Regions from separate parts of the Homo sapiens genome. Here regions 2 and 3 are each linked to region 1. A link is an interaction called in ENCODE POLR2A ChIA-PET data of the cell type or tissue named here. Cell type or tissue: HepG2. All regions are shown on one strand.

Region 1 (2,500 bases):
AGCCAAGTGAATTTGTAAGATGGGGTGAGGTATTTGAGCTTTTTGATATAAGTGTCAGGATTGGAGGAAAAGGATCTGAGACGTTTCTTAATTTGGGAAAGGTTGGAGAGGGAGAACGGAATGTGGACGTGAACAATTCCTTTAGCCCCTGCCAGCTCTCGCAGGGGAAGTAAGGGGGCCGACTGCTGGGCCTGCTGGAGGTGGAGATGGGGAGGAATTAGAATCAGAATCTGGGTGGTTGGAGAGAGGAGGGGAAAGAGGTAAGGCAGGAGCGGGAGCATATGGTGGAGGATTGTGATGATTTGGGGGAGGATTACGGTGTTGTCAGGGAGAGGAAAAGTCAGCAGGGTTAAAGAAGGAGGAATCGTCAGAAGGAAGGGGAGCTGAGGATGAGTCTGGCTTGGAGCGGGCAAGGAGGATTTGAAAACCAGAACAGGGCTGACAAAGGGAGGGGCAGCTACGGAGGGCAAAAAAGGCCTGAACATAAGGGATTTCAGACCACTTTCCATTGCGATGGCAAACGTTGTCCAGGTCCCTGAGGGTGTTAAAATCGAATGTGCCATTTTTAGACCACTGGGAGCCATTGCCCAATTTATACTGAGGTCAGGCTGTGTTACAATGAAAGATGAGCCTTTTTGGCCAAATTTTGGAATGGAGGTTAAGGGTGTTAAGGTTACGGAGGAGACACCCGATGGGGGGATGCCTTTGAGGGAGTGGACTGGGAGGCTCCCATAGTGGAATGAGAGAGGGGTAGAGATGGAAGACTTGGCCAGAGACAAGGATGGCGGGAGAAGGCGTCCCCTGTCCCACAGTTTAAGTCGGAGAGGTACGATAATCCCCCGTACAGGCATCACTGATAGGGAGACATCGAGGGTCTCCTGGAGGCTGGGACGAGGAAACCTTTGGCCCAGCGCTGGGTCTTTTGGGAAGGAAAGAGCGGACAAGGGTTCCGGACGGAAGGTATGTCTCCTTTACTCACTCCTGAGGTGTCCCTGGTGTTGGATGTGTTCGCCAGCAATGGAAAAGATGTATGAGATCCTTGGGTCTCTAGCAGGTTCTGGAAGGGGGAGTTCGGCCAGGGGAAGGAGCAGGGGGAGGATAAAGGGAGAAAAGGAGGCCGAACTCTACCACCTTCCCGGTTTCGGCACCAAGACATAAGGTATAATTGGAAGGACAGCCGAGAAAGGAGTGAGGCCAGCAGACCCAAGTTCAGGCAAGCTGATTTATTGTCAGTCCTGCCGGGCTACCTCCTGACAAAAGCAGAGGAGGCAGCCCCTCTTACAGACTACAACAGGGCTTTATAAGGTGAGTAACTGGGTCAGGGTGGGGCAGCTGAGTTGGGTGTGCAGGAGGGCTGAGTTGGGGTGGGGGAGCTGAGCTGAGGGTGCAGGTGTCTTGACCACATCCTGGAGATGTTTTTGCCAGCTTTGTTATGCGAGGTCAACAGACATGTTAACCACATCCTGTAACTGCCTGGACAAACAATTACTGGAGGGGTCGGTGAAGGGGTGTTTGTCTTTAGCCCTGGGGAAGCAGTGCAGAGGTCACAAAGGACTGCATTATAACACCCATGGGAAGGGAGGGGAACAGTCTGGTCGGGATGACCCTAACACCCAACCCCCAAACCAAAAAATAAGACATCTCCATAGACACTTATGAAAGATCAGCTCAATTACACAAGTATTCCTAGCATTTACTTGGAGCCACATGTTTCAGAGACCAGCCAGCAGGGCCAAGTCTGAAGTAGAATACAGACCAGAGTTCCAAAAGCTACACATTGTTAGTTTTCATTCTTTACATTGGGAGAATACTCCCCTGGAGGAGGGACAGAGGGGCCACCATGTTGGAACTACTAAAGTTGCTGGAACTCAGAAGCTACAGAATACTATATCAGAAGTCTGATTCTTTGATACTTTATGAGTGGTTGCATTGTGTATACATGAGATATATGACGGCAAGGCTTTCACAAGACAAATGTAATGTGCAATTTTGAAAGACCACCTACTGCTAAGAGTAATAGCTAACAACTTTCAGGTGTTTTTTTGTTTGTTTGTTTGTTTTTGAGGCTGAGTATCTCTCTGTCACCCAGGCTGGAGTGCAGTGGCATGATGTCAGCTCACTGCAACCTCTGCCTCCTGGGCTCAGGCAATCCTCCAACCTCAGCCTCCCGAGTAGCGGAGACTACAGGTACATTAGCCACCATACTCGGCTAATTTTTGTATTTTTTGTAGAGTCAGGGTTTCACTATGTTGCCCAAGCTTCCATGGTCTTGAACTCTTGGGCTCAAGCAGTCCTCCCACCTTAGCCTTCAAAAGTGCTGGGATTATAGATGTGAGCCACCACACCCAGACTTTCAGTTTAAATAACATGCATAATTATCCATTATTACTATCAAGAATAATAGAAGTCTGATTCTTTGATTCTAATATATTCCTCTACATACAGATGTGTGTGTATGCACGTGTGCACATGCATGTGTGTGTATTTGCTAGCACATTAT
Region 2 (2,500 bases), 400 kb after region 1:
GGCATGCACCACCATGCCCGGCTAATTTTGTATTTTTAGTAGAGATGGGATTTCTCCATGTTGGTCAGGCTGGTCTTGAACTCCCAACCTCAGGTGATCAGCCCGCCTCAGCTTCCCAAAGTGCTGAGATTACAGGTGTGAGCCACCGCGCTCGGCCTAATTTTTGTATTTTTTTGTAGAGACTGGGTTTCACCATATTGGCAAGGATGGTCTCAAACTCCTGACCTCAGGTGATCCACCCGCCTCGGCCTCCCAAAGTGTTGGGATTACAGGCGTGAGCCACCGCACTTTCTTATGTTATTAAATAGCCTAGCCCAGGAGGGTGCGGTGGCTCACGCCTGTAATCCCAACAACTCTAAAGGCCAAGGTGAGAAGATCGCTTGAACCCAGGAGTTCGAGACCGGCCCGGGCAACATAGCAAGACCCCCCCATCTCTACGAAAGATACAAAAATTAGGCCAAGCGTGCACCGCGCCTGGCTAATCTTTGTATCTTCCGTAGAGACGGGGTTGCGTCATGTTGCCCAGGCGCATCTCGAACTCCTGAACACAAGCCATCCTCCTGCCTCGGCCTCCCAAAGTGCCGGGATAGCACGGCCCAGGCAGCCTCATGTGTTCTTTAAGCAGTCCCTCCCGGTTGTACACTTGCATAGTTTTCTTTTTTATTTTTTTATACAGGGTTTACCTCAGTCTCGCAGGCAGGAGTGCTGTGGTGAGATCACAGATCATTGGAGCCTTGAATCTTGGGGTTCAAGTAGCTGGGAGGCTGAGGTTGGACTACAGAGGTGGGGTTGCGCCATATTGCTAGGCTGCTCTTGGCCTGAAGGGATCCTCCTTCCTGGCCACGCCCGGACACATAGTTTTCCATTTTTGACCGACATAAATACTGTGCTGGGTGGGAGTTTGTCAACTACCCCTTTCCAGCCAGCAACACACAGGAACTGGCGGGGAGGTCGCGGTTACCAGGCTCCACTCTGAGAAGACTGCCCAGCTCCAGGCACTGTACAGCCCTTGTGACGTGACAGAAGGCCCGCCCCTGTGACGTCACCGAAGGCGCCCCCCAAGATGTCGCAAAGGCCCGCCCCTCACGCAGAGCCAATCGGAACTCCAGGTGCTGGGTCTTCCAGGAGAGCGCCTGCGCGGGAGGGTGACCACAGGCGGCCGGGCGGGATGTCCTGTCCGCCGTCTTCAGCCCAGCCGCCACCACCCATAAGCTATGAGGAGGAGTTTACGACCACCTGGACTACTACCACCTGCGTGACTTCCCGGCCTGAGGGGTCCGCGCAGCAAAGGCCTGACGCTGCTGGAGCAGGCGCTGCGCACCTACCGGCTGGCGCCTGGTAGGCACGAGTGCAGGGTCGCCCAGAAGCTCCTCAATGGCCGGCGCAAGTGCCAGCCAGCGCCAGCTGCAGCCCTGGCCGCGCACTCGCCTCAGCTGAGCCTGGGTATGTGCACCCCCCAACACTTCCCCCAGCCATGTTCCCGGGACCTCGGGAGCGTCCCCCACCGCCCGGTGCCATTCGTGCTGGGCAGGGTCGGCCCCCTTTGAGGCTGCCCCGCGTTAGGGAGCTGCACCGCACCCCCACCAGCTTGACCTCTGACTGCCGTTGCAATAGCATTAAAGCCTTTGGAACTTTGTAGGTGGGTAGAAGGGGCTAGGAAACGAAGAAAACATCTTTTTAAAAATTTATATAAGGGACTGGCCGGGTGCGGTGGCTCACACCTGTAATCCCAGCACTTTAGGAGGCCGAGTGGGTGGATCACCAGGTCAGGAGTTGAAGACCAGCCTGGCCAGCATGGTGAAACCCCGTCTCTACTAAAAATACAAAAATTAGCTAGGCGTGGTGGCGGGCGCCTGTAATCCCAGCTACTCGGGAGGCTGAGGCAGAGAATTGCTTGAACCCGGGAGGTGGAGGTTGCAGTGAGCCGAGATCGCGCCATTGCACTCCAGCCTGGGCAACAAGAGCAAAACTCCGTCTCTAAATAAATAAATAAGATTTTCAAGGCGAGGCATGGTGGGTCACACCTAAATAAGTAAATAAATAAATAAAATGGATTTTCGGCTGGGCATGGTGGCTCACGCCTGTAATCCCAGCACTTTGGGAGGCCGAGGCGGGCGGTTCATGAGGTCAGGAGATCGAGACCATCCTGGCTAACACGGTGAAACCCCGTCTCTACTGAAAATACACACAAAAAAAAATTACCCAGGCGTGATGGCGCGCGCCTGTAGTCCCAGCTACTGGGAAGGCTGAGGCAGGAGAATGGCGTGAACCCGGGAGGCATAGTTTGCAATGAGCCGAGACCGTGCCACTGCACTTCAGCCTGGGTGACAGCGAGACTCCGTCTCAAAAAAATAAATAAATTAAAAAAATAAAATAAAATGGATTTTCAAGGCCAGGCATAGTGGGTCACACCTATAATCCCAGCACTTTGGGAGGCCAAGGCAGAAGGATTGCTTGAGCCCAGGAGTTCGAGACCAGCCTGGGCAACAGGGCAAAACCC
Region 3 (2,500 bases), 470 kb after region 1:
GAAATAATAACATATTGTCTTAAAGGAATAAATGCTTTTGTATTTCTTATTGAGGTATGAAATGTAAGTACCGTAAAATTTCCTTCCCTTATATAAACAATGTGTTTGAGTAATTTTTCTGAATTTTTCAGTTTCAAAAACCAAGTGAATAACTCTGACATGGAAATTAAAGCTTGTGCCCAGTGACCCCAAGCTAATGCTAATATTGAGCCTGCAAAAAGCGGGGAGGTTCTTTCTTTCTTTTTCTTTTTTCTTGACAGAGCCTTGCTCTGTTGCCCAGGCTGGAGTGCAGTGGTGAGATCTTGGATCACTGCAGCCTCTGCCTCCTGGTTCCAGCAAATCTCTTGCCTCAGCCTCCCAGGTAGCTGGGATTACAGGCAGGTGCCACCACACCCAGCTAATTTTTGTATTTTTAGTAGAGACGAGGTTTCACCATGTTATCCAGTCTGGTCTCAAACTCCTGACCTCAGGTGATCCTTGGTCTCCCAAAATGTTGGGGTTACAGGTGTGAGCCACTGCACCCAGCCAGGGAGGGAGGGTATTAAAGGCTCAGTTCATTCTTTCTAGGAAACCTTCCCTGCAGATGTCCCAGCCTGCTCACTCTAGCCATGGAAGAAGCCTTTATACTGAAAAAAGTGACAGAGCCCTGGAAAGCTGGGGACCCACAGACAGATGCAGTTAACATTAAGATGGAATGGGACTGGGAGGGTCTTACTGCAGATGAAATTGTTACTGTTTTGAGGCAGTTTCTAGACTTTGTAAAATGAGCTAAATTAGGTTTATGTAAAAAAATTGAATTCTAAAAGAGTGTTGCAACAGAACGAAGTACCAACTATAAGAGCTTTAAGGATTGCAAAGTTTAAACAGATAAAGGCTTTCTTTCTTAGGGAGGAGCAAAAAAGATTAGAAGGTCAGAGGGGAATAGCAAATGGAGGATGAAAAAAAATCAGATTTTAGATCAGAAATTGTTTTACCATGAAGTCAGCAAGTTTTTAGGAGGAACATAAAATGGGGCTGTATGTTGGCTCAGACTGAGAGTAGCTCAAAGTTCAGGAGCCTGTGGAAAGGAGATAAACTTAAGTAAAGTTTGATTAAGAAGTATTTTAGGCTGGGCACAATGGCTCATGCCTGTAATCCCAGCACTTTGGGAGGCCAAGGCCGGGGGATCACTTGAGGTCGGGAGTTCGAGACCAGCCTGGCCAACATGACGAAACCCCATCTCTACTAAAAAAAAATATAAAAATTAGCCAGGCATGGTTGCATGTGCCTGTTATCCCACCTACTCTGGAGGTTGAGGCAGGAGAATTGCTTGAACCTTGGAGGCAGAGGTTTCAGTGACCCAAGATCGTGCCACTACACTCTAGTCTGGGCGACAGAGTGAGACTCCATCTCAAAAAACAAACAAAAAAGCATTTTATTTTGACCACTGAAGACAAATTTAGCTAATTTTTTAATACAAAAAAGAAGAAAATGTGCAGAGTCAGTGTCTGGTTATGTGATAAGTCAGACAAGAGAGCACCATCTAAGTCATAATGAAAGGATGTTTCTTTCCATAAACTGTTCCTGGAGAACACAAAGGATAGAGAATTTTATTAACGCTATTTACCAGGATTATCTATGTGCTTCATCTTTCCCCACGTCTTTTCTTTGTCCTATACATTTTTTCCACTTGAGTTTTCTGGGTTGTATTTTGTATAATAAATGGGTAAACATAACTACAGTATTTTGCTGAGTTCTGTGAGCAGCTCTATAAAATTATTGAACTTGAGAGATTTATGGGAGTCCTGAATTTTTAAACAGTAGCTCAAAAGCATAGATGGACCTATAGGGTTTGTGACTGGTGTCTGCAGTGAAGACAGTGTTGTGAGATTGAGCCCTGGATCAGGGTCTGTGCTGACTCTTAAGTGGGGTCATAATTCAAATTTTAGACAATGTGTTGGTTTTGAAGAATTGCTTGGTGTTCAGCAAACATTACAGTTTTGGTGCCAGAAGAAAGACATCTCAGAGGCCTGGCCTGGAATGGAACTCTGGGTGTCTGGGAATGAGAGACTCTGCTCTCCTGTACACAGGCTGTCACACTGCCCATTGTCCTGGGATTTGAGGTCTCCTCCCACTCCCACTGTGAGAGAGGACTGAAAACTTAGAGGAAAGGAGCTCTTATAGCAGACCTCCTTTTCCCACCACTGCCACCTCAGGATTTCCACCCACTCACAAACATACCCACTAGACATTGATGTGTTCACACCTCCCAGGACTAGGCACCACCTTAGGAATTTCACCACAGCATTTTTCATCCTGGTGTTTCTTGCCAAAAACCCACAAAAGTGTCTACGAGTCTCCTGACATATTCCTATTCCCAGACACTGAATCTGCAGCAGCAACCTGTTCTCTCCACCAATCTAGGATTCTGGACCACCTGTTCATAATCTCATCTGCCTGCATGGACACAGAAATAAATCAGAGGACAATCCCACCTGGACCACTATCTGTAGCACAAACC

What was found. ChIA-PET counts read pairs that join two places held together with the same protein. Peaks named below come from ENCODE experiments on the same cell type or tissue, not always from the same donor. Only the 100,000 strongest peaks of a DNase experiment are listed, where the experiment ranks them.
Region 2: POLR2A ChIA-PET joins it to region 1 with 5 read pairs; 1 of 35 experiments calls an interaction of 5 or more read pairs at or near these places.
Region 3: POLR2A ChIA-PET joins it to region 1 with 8 read pairs; 1 of 35 experiments calls an interaction of 5 or more read pairs at or near these places.

Annotation. Positions count from the first base shown.
Region 1 is chr7:65,474,895-65,477,394 of GRCh38, reverse strand. It overlaps LOC124901660 (a long non-coding RNA gene), which reads right to left and starts at 1,311. Exons shown (of 3, transcript XR_007060365.1): 1 at 980-1,311. In HepG2, no CTCF peak of the experiment used is centred here; a DNase peak (open chromatin) is centred at 1,474.
Region 2 is chr7:65,079,890-65,082,389 of GRCh38, reverse strand. No RefSeq gene overlaps it. Among named protein-coding and RNA genes, the nearest start is that of SNORA15B-1, 11 kb to the right of the region's middle. RefSeq lists an enhancer at 901-1,795. In HepG2, no CTCF peak of the experiment used is centred here; a DNase peak (open chromatin) is centred at 1,079; H3K4me3 peaks cover 1,100 bases.
Region 3 is chr7:65,001,234-65,003,733 of GRCh38, reverse strand. All of the region lies in intron 1 of ERV3-1-ZNF117 (ERV3-1-ZNF117 readthrough), which reads left to right. The region is part of intron 1 of ERV3-1 (endogenous retrovirus group 3 member 1, envelope); the gene reads left to right. Among named protein-coding and RNA genes, the nearest start is that of ERV3-1, 4.2 kb to the left of the region's middle. In HepG2, no CTCF peak of the experiment used is centred here; DNase peaks (open chromatin) are centred at 1,003 and 2,053; H3K4me3 peaks cover 1,217 bases.